Linked DNA regions of Homo sapiens: region 1 is linked to region 2. Evidence: read pairs that join two places in POLR2A ChIA-PET (ENCODE). Cell type or tissue: HepG2. All regions are shown on one strand.

The links. Peaks named below come from ENCODE experiments on the same cell type or tissue, not always from the same donor. Only the 100,000 strongest peaks of a DNase experiment are listed, where the experiment ranks them.
Region 1: POLR2A ChIA-PET joins it to region 2 with 12 read pairs; 11 of 35 experiments call an interaction of 5 or more read pairs at or near these places.

What each region holds. Positions count from the first base shown.
Region 1 is chr1:26,957,354-26,965,353 of GRCh38, forward strand. KDF1 (keratinocyte differentiation factor 1) reads right to left here and starts at 3,115. Exons shown (of 4, transcript NM_152365.3): 1 at 2,997-3,115. RefSeq lists an enhancer at 2,553-3,235 and a silencer at 4,105-4,399. In HepG2, a CTCF peak has its summit at 3,108; a DNase peak (open chromatin) is centred at 4,698; H3K4me3 peaks cover 2,409 bases.
Region 2 is chr1:26,896,765-26,904,764 of GRCh38, forward strand. GPATCH3 (G-patch domain containing 3) reads right to left here and starts at 3,703. Exons shown (of 7, transcript NM_022078.3): 1 at 3,228-3,703; 2 at 537-961. The coding sequence starts at 3,678. It also overlaps a transcript of NUDC not described here. RefSeq lists an enhancer at 3,648-3,767. In HepG2, no CTCF peak of the experiment used is centred here; DNase peaks (open chromatin) are centred at 3,357, 3,717 and 7,667; H3K4me3 peaks cover 2,312 bases.

The sequences.
Region 1 (8,000 bases), 61 kb after region 2:
GGCCTTCTGCTGGGCTGTCAGCTGGGTCAGCCTTGTACTGATTGTTTGAGGATAAGTCTATGTCCCCAAGGACCATGACCCTGAAGTGCAGGGACTGTGTGTAATTCTTTTCTGCCTCAGGGTCTGGAACAGGGTTTGGTACACTAGGTGCCTCAGGGGACTGACAGATTTCAGGTTGCCTCAGGGTAGAACCAGCGCCACTGGGTACAAAGAAAAAAAGACTTAGGCTCTACGTTGACCAGAGTATGGATGGGGGATAGGAGGTGAGGGAGAGAGTGAAATCCCATCTGCAACGGTATCCCAAATAAAATTCTAACAGGTGATTTTAAATTCCCTTGCAATCTGAGCTAAGTGGTTAAAAATCTTTGCTTTAGTTTGAGAAATGTGGGGTATGGATTCACACATTCACGCAATTAACAGATATTTACTGAGGGCCCACTGTGTGCCACATGCTGGATTTATTATTATTATTATTATTATTTGAGACAGTCTTACTCTGTCACCAACGCTGGAGTGCATGGCACGATCTTGGCTCACTGCAACCTCTGCCTCCCAGGTGGAGGCAATTCTCATGCCTCAGCCTCCTGAGTAGCTGGAATTACAGGTGCATGCCACCACACCCAGCTAATTTTTTTGTATTTTTAATAGAGATGGGGTTTCACCATGTTGGCCAGGCTGGTCTCGAACTCCTGACCTCAAGTATCCACCTGCCTCAGCCTCCCAAAGTGCTGACATTACAGGCATAAGCCACCGCGCCCAGCCAGCTGTTCTAAATTCTTTTTTTTTTTTTTTTTTTTGAGATGGAGTCTCACTCTGTTGCCCAGTCTGGAGTGGAGTGCAGTGGCGTGGTCTTGGCTCACTGCAACCTCTGCCTCCCGGGTGCAAGCGATTCTCCTGCCTCAGCCTCCTGAGTGGCTGGGACTACAGGCGCGTGCCACGCCTGGCTAATTTTTTGTATTTTTAGTAGAGATGGGGTTTCACCATGTTAGTCAGGATGGTCTGATCTCCTGACCTCGTGATCCACCCACCTCGGCCTCTCAAAGTACTGGGATTACAGGCGTGAGCCACCGCGCCCGGCCTAGCTGTTCTAAATTCTATGGATAAAGTGATAAAACAGACAAAATCCCTCAACCTCAGGAGTTTACAATCCAGTGAGAGTTGATTATTGATGGCTTACACTGTTCTAAGTACTTCAGACATAATAACCAATTAATTTTCACAACCCTCTTTGTAATATTATTACCTGTATTATTATACTAAAGCACAGACAGGTTAAATAAGTTGTCCAAAGCCATACATCTATCTGTACACAATTGGCCTGGCCCCAGACTCTTATCCACTACCCCATCCCATCTATTACTTGGGAGAAAAGAGGCAGTCAAAGCTGCCAGCTCCATGGACCAGCGTGTGCCCAGAGAGAGCCCATGTTGGGAGCCCTGTCTTCCAGGCTCAAGCCTTCAGGAGAGTGGACAGATCTACAGTTAACCATGCTGAGCTCGGAAGTACGTGGGGCTCCTGAGGATGGACTGGCTATTGTCTTCTCCCCAACCTCCAAAGCTTTAGGACTCTCTATTATTGATTAAATTAATACAACGAGGTGCCCAGCGTTGTGCTAAATGCTGAGAAAACAGCAGTGAATGGGCCAGAGGACTTTCACCTTATTTGACTCTCACAATTGCTCTGAAAATAAGTAGTATATCTCCATTTCACAGATCAGGAATCTGAAGCTCAGAAAGGTGAAGTGACTGGCCCAGAGACACCTAGCAAGAGAGGGCTGGAGTAAGATTTGCACTGTGGCCCGCCAGGCTCTGAAGCCTGCGTACTTTGTGTGTGCCACACATCTCCAGCGGTGGTGGGATGAGAAGAGAAGACCTGGGATAAGGACAATGCCTGCCTCAGTTCCCCACTTCCCTCCAGCCATTGAACCCTCCTGAAGTCAAACTCAGGCAGTTTCTTCCAGGCTGTATCTCCCCGACCCTGCTGCCACCGCCCCGCCACCACCCCGCCCAATCCTAGGAACCTGGTCACTTGGTTTAGTGAGGGGAGACTCCCTGTCCCTATTGTGGCTTGAGGCAAGATTCTTAACCTCACTTTCCTCATCTTTAAATAAGGAGAGACTAGTATCTTCATGCCCCGCCAATCCCGTGAGATTTAAATGAAATATTGAGTGCAGGGGGCTTCCCGCAGTGGCCTTGCCCATGGGAGGGGCTAGGTCACTAGGCGATCTAAGGCACCGCAAGGATGTTCCCGGGGGTCAGAGGGTCCCGGCCCGCCCTCCCTGGATTTCTCGTTGATGCTTTCCTCTTCCCCCTTAGTCCCGCGAACACACACACACACTCAAGGGTCTATGTACCGTCCCCTCCTCCGAGGGTCCCCAGGACAGGCCCGGCCGCACCAGCCTCTGCCCCCAGCCCAGTGCCAAGCCTCGGACACCCGGCCGGGGAGGACCACCCCAGTCCTGCTCGAGAAACAGCCGTCGGCTCAGTGCACCCTCGGCCTCCTGCCCCAAAGGTGCAGCCCGAGAGTCCCATATCCGCGGGCAGCTAGTCCTGGGGACAAGGAAGAACCAGATCCTGGCACTGTCCCCCGGGCTACCACAGCCCCTACACCAACTCTGCCCTCGGGGCGAGCACTACCCTCTCCAGCTGCAAGGGCCCTACCCCGCGGGCGGACCCAGCCTCCCTCCCGTCCCGACGCTGTTCCTCGGGGTGAGCACCAGCGTTTGTCCCATCCCGACGCTGCCCCCCGGTGAGTGCGGCCCCCGCACCCAGCCAGTGCAGCCCTAAGGGCGAACGCGGCCCCTCACCCCATTCTGCGCGCCCAGCCCGGGCGCCCGCTCAGGCCGCTCCCCAGCCCGGCCCGCGCACCCCGGAAGTAGGAGGGTGGCCCCCGAGGAACCGGGCCCGGGACCCTCTCCTGTCCGGGCTCAGCTTCGGGGGGCTCCCGACACCGGCGCCGCCCTGGCTTGCGCCCCCCTGGGCCCGCGCCGGGCTTACCTGTCCCGCCAGGTGAGCCGCCTCCGGCTCAGCCCCTCCCCCGCCCCCTCGCCGCTCACCTGGGGCGCAGGTGAGCGTCTCGCGGGAGCGCTGCACGGGCCGCCGCTAGGGACACACTTCCTGCCTCCGCGAAGCGCTACCGCGCACCTGGACCGAGGCCCCGCCCCGGGGCTCTGCAGAGCTGCGCGTCCCCGCTCGAGTGCTCGGCCCGTTCAGCCTAGTCCGGGTAGGTGAGGTGTGGCGGGGAGGGGTCGAGAGGCGCTGGGGCTCAGTCTCCTCTTCTGTTCAACAGGCTGGTGGTCCTGTCAGTCTCTGAGCACCTGTGGAACTTCTGCCCGGCCGTAAAGCTCCAACTCAAAGGGAAGCTCTCTTCTGGGAAGCTTTCCCTGATCCTGTCTGTTTTTCTGTTGGTTAGAACAGTCCCTGTACTCAGCACACTGTCGTTTTGTTGTCTTCTGTCTCCTCCTTTAGCCTCCTACCTTGCAGGGTTTGGTCTTGTTCCCCTGTGTTCCTGGTGCTCAGCACAGGTCCTGGCACATACTAGGTGTTCAACAAATATTTTCCACTGAATGAGGCCCTGGGCCCCAATTTCTCCCTTTGCCCTGAGGCAGAACTGGGAGCCTGGGCCGCTGATCAGTTTACCTTTTCTTTTGTTCAGAGAAATCTGCAGGTAAAGACAGGAACCTCAGCTCTGAGGCCCCGAGTAGGGTAGAGGAGGGGGACCGGATATGCAGCTCTGAAAGATACATCCAGGATCAGAAGTGGTGGCCAAAATGGGCCATGGTCACTACATCCAAAAAAGGTCTCTGCAAGAGGCAACACCATTGAATGTCAATAAGGCAAGGCTCAGACTATTCTGGGTTACTGTTCCCCTTAATATTAATAACAACTCAATAACTTAACAATAGCATTAATAAACAAGTGACTTGGCCGGGCGCAGTGGCTCATGCCTGTAATCCCAGCACTTTGGGAGGCCGAGGCGGGAGGATCGCGAGGTGGGAGTTTGAGACCAGCCTGGCCAACATAGTGAAACCCAGTCTCTACTAAAAATACAAAAAATTAGCCTAGCATGGTAGCAAGTGCCTGTAATCCCAGCTACTCGGGAGGCTGAGGCAGGAGAATGGCTTGAACCCAGCAGGCAGAGGTTGCAGTGAGCCGAGATCGCGCCATTGCACTCCAGCCTGGGCGACAGAGCGAGACTCTGTCTCAAATAAACAAAACAAACAAACAAACAAGTGACTTTTAGGGAGCATCTCCAGGAGCCATGCATGCCGAAGCCGTTAATCTGTGAAGTGGGTCAGGTATTATCATATCCATTTTACAGTAAGAGGAAACTGAAGCTTAGAGAGGGGACATTGTTTGCTCAGGCAGTTGGCACAAACTGACTTTTGGCAAGGCACTTTCCTTCTCTAAACCTAATCTCTGGAGATAGTAGTACCTCTCTTTAACTGGGAGGATTAAAAGAGATCATGGATGCAACAGGAAGATATCACTGGGATGCATTAGGCATAGGTGTTCAATTTCCACCAGAGACCCTCCATCCCAGCGCCTCCCACCACATCTTGTCCACATTCCCTCCTGAGGAAAGTGCACATTGTATTCTTATTTGGAGCTCAGAGAATGAGTCACATCCTCACTTCACAGTCACATCTTGTGCAGTTGAACATCTGTGTACTCTAAAACCTAGCAAGTCCATTCCTATGGTACAGCCACAGTAAGCTCTTGTGCAATGCACCAGGAGAGAATGTATACAAGAATGTTACTAGAAACATTGTTTGTGGTAGCCCCAAACCGAAAACACGGAAATGCTACTGACAGGAGATAGAGAAATGTGGGATATTCATGCAAAGGAATTAATTATAGAGCAGTAGAAAATGAATGAAAAATAGCAACATGGTTGGATCATGGTAATATAATATTGGATTGAAAAAAGGCAAATCTCAGAAGACTACATATGGAATGACATCCTTTATATATGATTCAAAAATAACTAGAACTACTGCATCTAAGCATAATATTTGGTTGAACCATATGAATTTGCTGTTATTTGACCTGTTTTGATCTAAAAGTAATGGCAGATTCATGTGCTTCAGCCTAATTTTTACGTGAAAAAAAACTAAGAAAAGAGCAAGGCGTTGGGTGCAATAGCCTGGGCCTGTAATCCCAGCTACTTGGGAGGCTGAGGCAAGAGAATCTCTTGAGCCAAGGAGTTCAAGACCAGCCTGGGCAACATAGCAAGACCCTATCTCAAAAAAGAAAAGAAAGAAAAGAGCAAGGGAATGAGAAACACAAAGTTCAGAATAATGAATACCTGGGGGGCTAGGCATGGTGGCTCATGCCTATAATCCCAGCACTTTGGGAAGCCAAGGATTTGGGAGGTTTGGTTGAGCCCAGGACTTCAAGACCAGCCTGGGCAACATAGAAGGACCTGTCTCTATGGAAGGAAAAAAAAAAAAAAAAAAAGGCTGGTCATGCATCTGTGGTCCCAGCTACTTGGGAGGCTGTGGCAGGAGGATTGCTTGAGCCCAGGAGGTCAAGGCTGCAGTGAACCATATTAACACCACTGCCCTGCCCTCCAGCCTGGAACACACCACACACACACACACACACACACACACACACACACACACACACACAAAATTACCTGGGGGAGGATGCAGGGATCCTCCTATTAAATCTACCTGTGGGAGAGAAACCCATAGGTAGATTTAATTTTTAGCAATGTTCTGGTTTTTGTGAATAGTGGATTCAGGGGCTTTCATTTTATAATGAATGAATGAAAAAATAGAAGTTTATGCTCTAATGCTAAATAATTAGAGTTAGTGTCACTTGCAAAGTTCTCAAGATACGCAAACACATGAGAGCCTAGGGTCTTATTTATTTTATTTTATTTTATTTTATTTTATTTTTTTGAGATGGAGTCTCGCTTTGTCACCAGGCTGGAGTGCAGTGGCACGATCTCGGCTCGCTGCAACCTCTGCCTCCCGGGTTCAAGCAGTTCTGCCTCAGCCTCCCAAGTAGCTGGGACTGCAGGTGTGCACCACCATGCCCAGCTAATTTTTTTATTTTTAGTAGAGACAGGGTTTCACCATGTTGGCCAGGATGGTCTCAATCTCTTGACCTCAATGATCCGCCTGCGTCGACCTCCCAAAGTGCTGGGATTACAGGCGTGAGCCACTGCGCCTGGCCTAGGTTCTTATTTAGTTTTTGTTGTTGTTGTTGTTGTTGCTGTTGTTTGAGACAGGGTCTCACTTTGTCACCCAGTCTGAAGTGCAGAGATGTGATCTTGGCTCACAGTAGCCTCCGCCTCCTGGGTTCAAGGAATCCTCCCACCTCAGCCTCCCGAGTAGCTGGGAGTATTAAGTATTATTTAGTTTTCTCCCCATTTATTTATTCATTCTTTTTTTAAAAAGAAAAAATTAAGGTATAATTTACCTATAGTAAAATTCACCCTTTTTAGTGTACAGTTTTGTGAGTTTTGAAAAATGCATACAATGGCACAACTGCCACAGCAATCAAGATATAGATCAGTTCCATCACCTCCCAGAAATTCCCCTGAACCCCTCTGTGGTCAGTTCCTCCCCTTGACTCCAGCCCTTAACAACCACTGATCTTTCTTCTGTTTCCATAGTTTTGCTTTTTCCAGAACTTTAGCTGTAGAAGTGCAGAATTGCTCTACAAAATTCTAATTCTGTGGTACCTAAAATGCTGTAGATTAATAAGAATATGATGACTGAAGCAGCTCAGAGCTACTTTCCTTGCCTAGAAAGAATAAAGGAAGAAAGGAAGGAAGGAAGGAAGGAAGGAAATAAATAAATAAATATGATCTCTGAACCTCTGGCTACGCTTTCTGGTGAGTGTTTTGTGAAGAGTTTTGCAATAGGCACAAGGTAGCTGTTATTCTAATTATAGCCACACTGAAACCTCCCCTTTCTCTGCTCGTCTCCCTCCCTCACTCAAAGATACTGGGCCCTGTTCCGAAGGGTCCTTCCCATTGCCACGGTGCGTATTCAAAAAGTCTGTCAAAAATCAATGACACTTGGGCCAGGCACAGTGGCTCATGCCTGTAATCCTAGCACTTTGGGAGGCCGAGGCAGGTGGATCACTTGAGATCAGAAGTTCGAAACCAGCCTGGCCAACATGGTGAAACCCCGTCTCTACTGAAAATACAAAATTAGCCAGGCGTGGTAGTGGGCGCCTGTAATCCTAGCACTTTGGGAGGCCGAGGCTGGCAGATCACCTAAGATCGGGAGTCTGAGACCAGCCTGGCCAACATGGTGAAACCCTGTCTCTACTAAAAATACAAAAATTAGACAGGCATGGTGGCAGAAGCCTGTAATTGCAGCTACTCAGGAGGCTGAGGCAGGAGAATCGCTTGAACCTGGGAGGCGGAGGTTGCAATGAGCCAAGAACACTCCATTGCACTCCAGCCTAGGTGACAAGAGCAAAACTCTGTCTCAAAAAAAAAACCCAAAAAAAATCAATGACACTCTAGATACATACACAAAATAATCAGAACAGGGCTTCAAACAGATACTTGTATGCCAGTGTTCATTGCAGCATTATTCACAATAGCCAAAAGGTAGAAACAACCCAACAGATGAATGGATGAACAAAATGTGATATATACGTACAAGGGAATATTATTCAGTCATAAAAACAATGAAGTTCTGACACATGCAACAATAGGTATGAACCTTGAAGACATTATGCTAAGTGAAATAAGCCAGACACAAAGGACAAATATTGTATGATTCTCACTTACATGAAATATCTAGAATAGTCAAATTAATAGAGACAGAAAGGTTAGCCGTTATCAGGGGCTGGAGGGAGAGGGGAATGGGTAGTTACTGCTTAATGGGTACAGAGTCTCTGTTTGGAGTGATAAAAAAAAGTTTTGGAAATAGATAGTTGTGATGGTTGCACAACACTGTGAATGTAATTAATGCCACTGAATTTATATTTTAAAATAGTTTAAATGGCAGATTTTATGTAGAAGTATTT
Region 2 (8,000 bases):
ATAATCCCAGCACTTTGGGAGACTGAGGCAGGCGGGTCACGAGGTCAGGAGATTGAGACCATCCTGGCTAACACAGTGAAACCCCGTCTCTACTAAAAATACAAAAAATTAGCCGGGTATGGTGGTGGCCGCCTGTAGTCCCAGCTACTTGGGAGGCTGAGGCAGGAGAATGGCGTGAACCCAGGAGGCAGAGCTTGCAGTGAGCCGAGATCGTGCCACTGCACTCCAGCCTGGACAACAGAGCAAGACTCCGTCTCAAAAAAAAAAAAAAAGGAACCATCCTTATATATCCCTTCCAAGGGAATGAAAAATAAGACCCACTTACGAATCTTCTGGTAAAAGCTCTGGACCATCTCCCTACAGAAATACAGAAACACACATGCAAATATAGTTTTACATTCCTTCTTGGACTCCTTGGAACCCTCCTGAGGACCCCAGGTTAAGAACCCTTGTAATAGACAATTGAAGAGTGGTATTATTAATGCCTTCGGCCTCTTTCAGCTGCCAGCAAGGACAGGGTAGCACACTGTACTCACCTCATCTGAGTGAGACTCTTCTTCCTCTTCCTTCCCCACTTCTTCCTCAGGCTCTCCACAGGGGCTGGCTGGTATATCTGCCAGGTAGGTTCCTTGGGGTATTTCTTCACCCTCTGCTGTATACACAAGCTCTTCCTGCTCCACAGTCTCTGAGTCCTCATACTCAAAAGGCACATTGCCGTAGCGCCGGGAGGAACCTGTCTTGGGGAACTGGAGCTGCAGCTGGGTGATGATCCGAGGGGGTAGGCGGCAGGCCCGGATCAACTCCAAAAAGACCCGCAGGGGAGTCCCCACATTCCCTCTGGGCATCAGCACTGGTGGGTTCAGCTCCGGCAGTTGCTTCAGGTCAGCCAGGGTGAAGGCTTCATTCTCTGCCTTCCAACTCTGCAGTTCCTTCCGGGTCTTGAAGGGAAAGGAGCCCAGACCTTGGAAAGGAGGGAGAATAGATCTTGAAACCCAGAAGCCTCCAGCAACACTTGAGCCAGAAATTGGCCAATGTTTAAATCTGTTAGCCTTTCCCTAGTAAACATCTAGTAAATCCCTAGTAAAAATCTAGGCCGACACAGTGGCTCACGCTTGTGATCCCAGCACTTTGGGAGGCTGAGGCAGGAGGATTGCTTGAGCTCAGGAGTTCAAGACCAGCCTGGGCAAAATGGTGAGACCCTTATCTCTACAAAATATAAAAAAATTAGCTGGGAGTGGTGGTGCACCCTGTGATCCCAGCTCCTTGGGAGGCTGAAGCAGGAGGATTGCTTGAGCCTGGGAGGTGAGGCTGTAGTGAGCCAAGATTGCACCACTGCACTTCATCTCGGGCGACAGAGTACCCTGTCTCAAAAATAAATAAATAAATAATAAAATAAATCCATTAGCCTCATGCTGTTCCTCCCTCTCAAACTTCTCCAGGTCTTTTCATCTCTCCCCAAGCGGAACTACAGAACTACCTAGTAGTTTCATGTCACTTCTCATCACCTTGGCTGGGCATACAAGTTTCTTCCAGCTCTGGCTCCTGATGAACTTTTTTTTTCTTTTTTTTGAGACAGATTCTCACTCTGTCACCCAGACTGGCGTATGCAGTGGTGCAATCTCAGCTCACCGCAACCTCCGCCTCCCGGGTTCAAGTGATTCTCATACTTCAGCTTCCCAAGTAGCTGGGATTACAGGCATGTGCCACCATGCCTGGCTGATTTTTGTATTTCTAGTACAGACAGGGTTACGCCATGTTGTCCAGGCTGGTCCTGGCCTCAAGTGATATCTACCCACCTGATGACCTTTTGATTCTCGGCTGTCACCAACTCCCACCTCCTGCATGTCTTCATACGATGTGTTCCAGCCACACCAAACAATTTTTCTCCTAATTTCTTTTTTTTCTTCTTTTTTTTTTTTTGAGATGGGGTCTCGTTCTGTCACCCAGGCTGGAGTACAGTGGCGCGATCTTGACTCATTGCAACCTCCACCTCCTGGGCTCAAGTGATCCCCCCACCTCAACCTCACAAGTAGCTGGGACTACAGGCATGCGCCACCACAACCGGCTAATTTGTATTTTTGGTAGAGACAGGGTTTCACCATGTTGCCCAGGCTGGTATGGAACTCCTGAGCTCAAGAGATCCACCCACCTGTGCCTCCCAAAGTGCTGGGATTACAGGCACGAGCCATTGCAACCCAGCCCACAATGAACAATTTAACATGCCCTGAAAGTTTTTCACGGGCTTTCAAAGCTGTGTCTTTGCAAACGCCATTTACCCTGAAACCCAGAAACACCATTCTCTCCTATTAACTCCTATTTATTTTTCAAGACCCAGATGGAAAGCCACATTTCATGATCCATCTAGGAAGTTAGTTTCTCCCTTCTCTGTCATCTCACAGCACTTGGTGATAAACAGTATAGGCTCTGGAACAGATGCCTAGGTTTGTTGTAGCTCTGACACTAACTAACTCTGTAACCTCAGGCAAGTCACATAACTTCGGCTTCCCTCAGTTTCTTCACCTATGAAATGGGAGAAACAACAGCTCCTATCTCATAGGACTGTTGAGAGGGGTAAGAAAACAAAAGGCTTAGAACAGCGCCTACTAAATACAGAGTGCTCAGTGAATGCTAACAATTAGAATGACATCTCTGTGGCAATAACCTTTTTCCAAATGTCTTCCTTTGTGGATTCTGAGCACACACTATGTCCAACTGTTCTCTGCATACCCAGCTAGTCACACTAGGTCTAGCAATGTAAGCATTTGTTGAATGTGTGAACTGGAGGGCTCTGCACTGTCCTGTTTCCCCATCAAACTGATTTCCCATGAAAGTGGGAGCTGTCCAGAGAAAAGATTGTCTCTTCATTTGTATCTTACTGAAAGGACTGGGTAGGAAGCACAGAGAGAGCAGGAGAGAAAGACAGTAAAAGGGTTAGAGACTGGATTTCCTTTTTTCTTTCTGTGTTAGTGCAAAATCAACCCCTTGGATAGAGAAAGGGTCTCAAAAGGGACCTAACAAAATGAAGGCTCTTCCGAATAAGCCTCTCCGGTTTATTTTTCTCCATGTATTGGACTAACTCCCTGCAAGTTGAGCCTGAAGCTCTGTCTAGAATATGAACTAAACTCATAGAGTCCTAACCAGAGGCCTGACTTATCCTCACCACTCCTCTGAAAAGGTGCCTCTGTTCCAGGCCCGTAGGCCCAGTCTATTAACTTTCTCACTCTTACCTGATGCCTCCGTAGGTAGCCGAAGTCTGCGGATGAGACAGCGACCCGGTAGCCAAGTCCCGTGAGAATCCAGCCACCGGCGGCCCGAGTACATGCGAATAAGCCTCTGAGCTTGAGCCAACCCCCTTACCGAGATGACGCAGCAGCAGGTGCGGGTCTGGATTGGAGTAGAGTCTCGAGTGGAGAGAGGCCGGACATCGGTGGCCGAAGTCTGAGAGAGAAGCTGGCCCTCAGCGGCTGGGTCGGTAGGAATTAGGGCAGAGTTAGGAGCGGCCTGCGGAGGGGCCCGCTCAGGCCGATGCCGGTAGTGGAAACAGAGGAAGCCACCGCCGCGCTCTTCTCGGAACTGGCTAAAATAGCTCCGTAAATGGGCCGAGCGCAACACGGAGGGGATACCGCTCACTACCAGGTAAACTGTCGCCTCCTCCTCCGCCTCGCCGGGCACCGCCATCTTGGATTGTCACATGATCAGCTAGAACCAAGTCTCGCGAGAACACCGCGAGCAACGTTCCAGCCCCTGCGTTGCGAGATTGTGAAAATTCTAACTAGTCCTTTGGGATTGGGGTTGTGGAACCTGGAGCTGGAAGATCCGAAGTCTTCTGTGTTCCTTTCCCACAGAGGGAAGCCGGCGATGATGGAAAAACTCACCTGGAAAATGGGGTCATAGAGTTCTTTCATAAAGCTCTCATGAGGACCAAATAAGAAGCCTGCGGGAGGGGTCATTTTTGAGGTATTTAGTTGTGGATATTGCACACCTAATCTCAACCTTCCTCAGTTCTGAACCTTTAGTCGTTCTTCCATTTATTTTTCCAAAATGTGTTGATGAACTCCCACAAATCGGTAAGAAAAAGATAACCCGGTAGAAAAATGGGCCGAAGATACTTCGCAAAAGAGGAAACACGCAGGTCCAATTTACAATGAAAGTGCTATGAGTTACTAGAGGCTTACGTTAAAGAAAAGATGCACAACTCAATAATAAAAGAAATGCAGCGAGACCCACTTTGCATCCACTATGTTGGCAAACTTTAAAACCTTAGAGTCGATGACAACATGGTGGAACTGAAGCTCTCATACACTGTTGGTGGAAATGTAAGTTGATACAACCACTTTGGGAAACAATTGGCGTTATCTAGTAAAAGCAAAGCTACACATCATTTGACTCAGCACTTGTAGGTAATATTTTATTTATTTTTGAGTTGGGGTCTCGCTCTGTCGCCCAGGCTGGAGTGCTGGGACCACAGATGCAACCCACTATGCCTGGCTAATTTTTTAAACTATTTGTAGAGATGGGGTCTCACTGCATTGCCCAGGCTGGTATTGAACTCCAGGGCTCAAGTGATCCACTGGCCTCAGCCTCCCAAAGTGTTAGGATTACAGGTGTGAGCCACGGTCCCCGCCTTTTTGTCTTTTTTTTTTTTTTTTTTTTTTTTTGAGATGGAGCCTCGCTCTGTCATCCAGGCTGGAGTGCAATGGTGCGATCTCGGCTCACTGCAACCTCCGCCTCCCGGGTTCAAGCAATTCTCCTGTCTCAGCCTCCCGAGTAGCTGGGACTACAGGTGCGTGCCACCACGCCCGGCTAATTTTTGTATTTTTAGTAGAGACGGGGTTTCACCATATTGGTCAGGCTGGTCTCGAACTCCTGACCTCAGGTGATCCACCCGCCTTGGCCTCCCAAAGTGCTGAGATTACAGATGTAAGCCACCGCACCCGGCCCTCTTTGTACGTTTTTTAATTGGGTTATTTGATTACTATTGATTCATTGATTCATAATTCAGACAAAGTCTACACATTATACTGGGTGATAGGAGGAACCTGTAGATTGAGAGACCTCAAACAAAAGCAAAAAATAAAGGGCCAAGCTCAGTGGTTCACGCCTGTAATCCCAGCACTTTGGCAAGCTGGTGTAGGAGGATCCCTTGAGCTTAGAAGTTTGAGACCAGCCTGGCCAAGTTGGCAAGACCCTTGTCTAAACAATAAAAAAAATGACTGCACATGTTTATCAGAAGACTTATTGATAATGTTGACTTTTACCCAAGCCCTGTGATCCTGGAAAACTAAGGCTTAAGAAATGCCTTCCCACTGTTTTGTGTTCTGGAACACAGCATATTGCAAAAAAACATCCTTCCCCAAGTGAGTTAGGTAAGACTGGTGTATGCCCCTCTGGTTCACCAATGACAAAGCCAGACACAGACTCCATATTCCAAATCTCCTCATGAAAGCTTTGAGGAACTTCTTGTCCCCACTGATCAGTTGGAACAAACTTTGGTTAAAACTTCTCTCCTTCCCCCAGCTTCCCGAACTTTGGCTTACCCTCAGCTTGAGCCAGCGCACATCTCCTCCTTAACAGCCTCTCCTGAGAATAGGCTGGCTTCAAGGTAAAGCATTATCTGATCTACTGTCCCATCATGCCACTCCTGATCATCCCACTTCCTCCCACCCAGTTCTGCCCTGTTTACTCCTCTGTATGAGAGAAGAACCCTTTTTGCCTAACCCTTGAGTCACTTGCAGATATTATGGTCAGAGGGTCCTCCCTGCTGCAATATTCTTCCTCCTTCTATTGCAATAGTTCCTTTCTTCCCTTGCAATAATCCTTTCAAATAAAATCTCTCCTGGCAGGGTGTGGTAACTCACACCTGTAATCTTAGCACGTCGGGAGGTTGAGGTCGGAGGATCACTTGAGCCCAAGAGAGCAAGGCTGCAGTGAGCCATGATTGTGCCATGCATTCGGTGGGCAGCAGAATGAGAATCTGTCTCAAAAAAAAAAAAAATTATAATGGCTGGGCGCAGTGGCTAATGCCTGTAATCCCAGCACTTTGGGAGGCTGAGGTGGGCGGATCACTTGAGGTCCAGAGTTCGAGACCAGCCTGGCCAACATGGTGAAACCCCGTCTCTACTAAAAATACAAAAATTAGCCACTCATGGTGGTATGCGCCTGTAATCTCAGCTCCTCAGGGAAGCTGAGGCACGAGAATCGCTTGAACCCAGGAGGCGGAGGTTGCAGTGAGCTGAGATCACACCACTGCACACTCCATCCTGGGCAACAGAGCGAGACTCTGTCTCAAAAAAAAAAAAATTATAATAAAATCTCTCCTTACCAAGCCTGGATTTGTTTTTTATTTCACAGTATATATAAATATTCATAGCTACAGTCTTTTTAAGTGCAAAAAGCTGGCTTTTTGTACTAATAATCTCAGTTAAAGCCAGTCAGAAAACACAGAATTGTTTTATTTATGCAAAGTTCCAAAAATGCAAACTAAAAAATATTCTTAGGGCTACATAAATAAATAAGCTTTAAAATCAGGAAGAAAAGCAAATAAATGATTAACATAAAATCCAGGGTAGTTGTTACCTTTGGAGGGAAATGATAGATTTAGAAAGGGACTTCAAAGTTAATGGTAATAATGACCTATGAAACAATAGAGTTCATTCTGTTATTCTTTATACTTTACACATATTTATTAATATTATTTTGTTTTACTCAATGTTTAAAATGTAAAAATATTAAAAGTGAAAATAACTCATTTCAGAAAGCAATAGTTACCTTGTGATAGCAAATATACAGCTATATGATGAATTTTAAAAATTGGAAAACATGGCCAGGCATGGTGGCTCATGCTTCTAATCCCATCGCTTTGAGAGGCCGAGGCAGAAGGATTGCTTGAGGCCAGGAGTTGGAGACCAGCCTGGGCAACATAGTGAGACCCTGTCTCTACAAAAAATAATAAAAATAAAAAATAAGCCGGGCGCGGTGGCTCACACCTGTAATTCCAGCACTTTGGGAGGCCGAGGTGGGCGGATCACAAGGTCAGGAGATTGAGACCATCCTGGCTAACACGGTGAAACCCCATCTCTACTAAAAATACAAAAAAATTAGCTGGGCGTGGTGGCGGGCACCTGTAGTCCCAGCTACTCGGGAGGCTGAGGCAGGAGAATGGTGTGAACCCGGGAGGCGGAGCTTGCAGTGAGCCGAGATCGCGCCACTGCACTCCAGCCTGGGTGACAGAGCAAGACTCCGTCTCAAAATAAATAAATAAATAAATAAATTAAATAAATAAATAATAAATAAATAAATAAAAATACAAAAATAAAAATAAAAAAGTCTAATGAGTGAGAAATTGTAGATAGGACCATTATATCTAGGTTTAAACCCACATCATATCTGGATTTTATTTATTTTTTATTTTATTACATACTTTTTTTTTTTTTTTGTCACCCAGGCTGGAGTGCATGCAGTGATGCAATCTTGGCTCACTGCAACCTCTGCCTGCCGGGTTCAGGCCATTCTCCTGCCTCAGCCTCCTATCCTAAGTAACTGGGACTACAGGCAAGCACCACACCCAGCTAATTTTTGTATTTTTAGTAGAGACGGGGTTTCATCATGTTGACCAGGCTGATCTTGAACTCCTGGCCTCAAGTGATCCACCCAACTCATTATTACACACATATTTTTTAGCGATAGTGTCTCAGTCTGTCGCCTAGGCTAGAGTCCATTGGCGCAATCATAGCTCACTGCAGCCTTGAACTGCTGGCCTCAAGCCATCCCCCTGCCTCAGCCTCCCCAGTAGCTGGGATAACAGACTTGAAACACTGCACCTGGCTCACCCCTGACTTTTAAAGACACAAGTATAGTGTTTAAGAGCATGGGCCCTGAAGACAGATCATCTAAGCTCAAATCCTGATTCTGTCACTTATTAACTGTGTAACCTCGAGCACTTTACTTAATCTCTCTGTACCTCTACAGGAGAGTGAGAGATCACCTCCAACCCCCCTTAG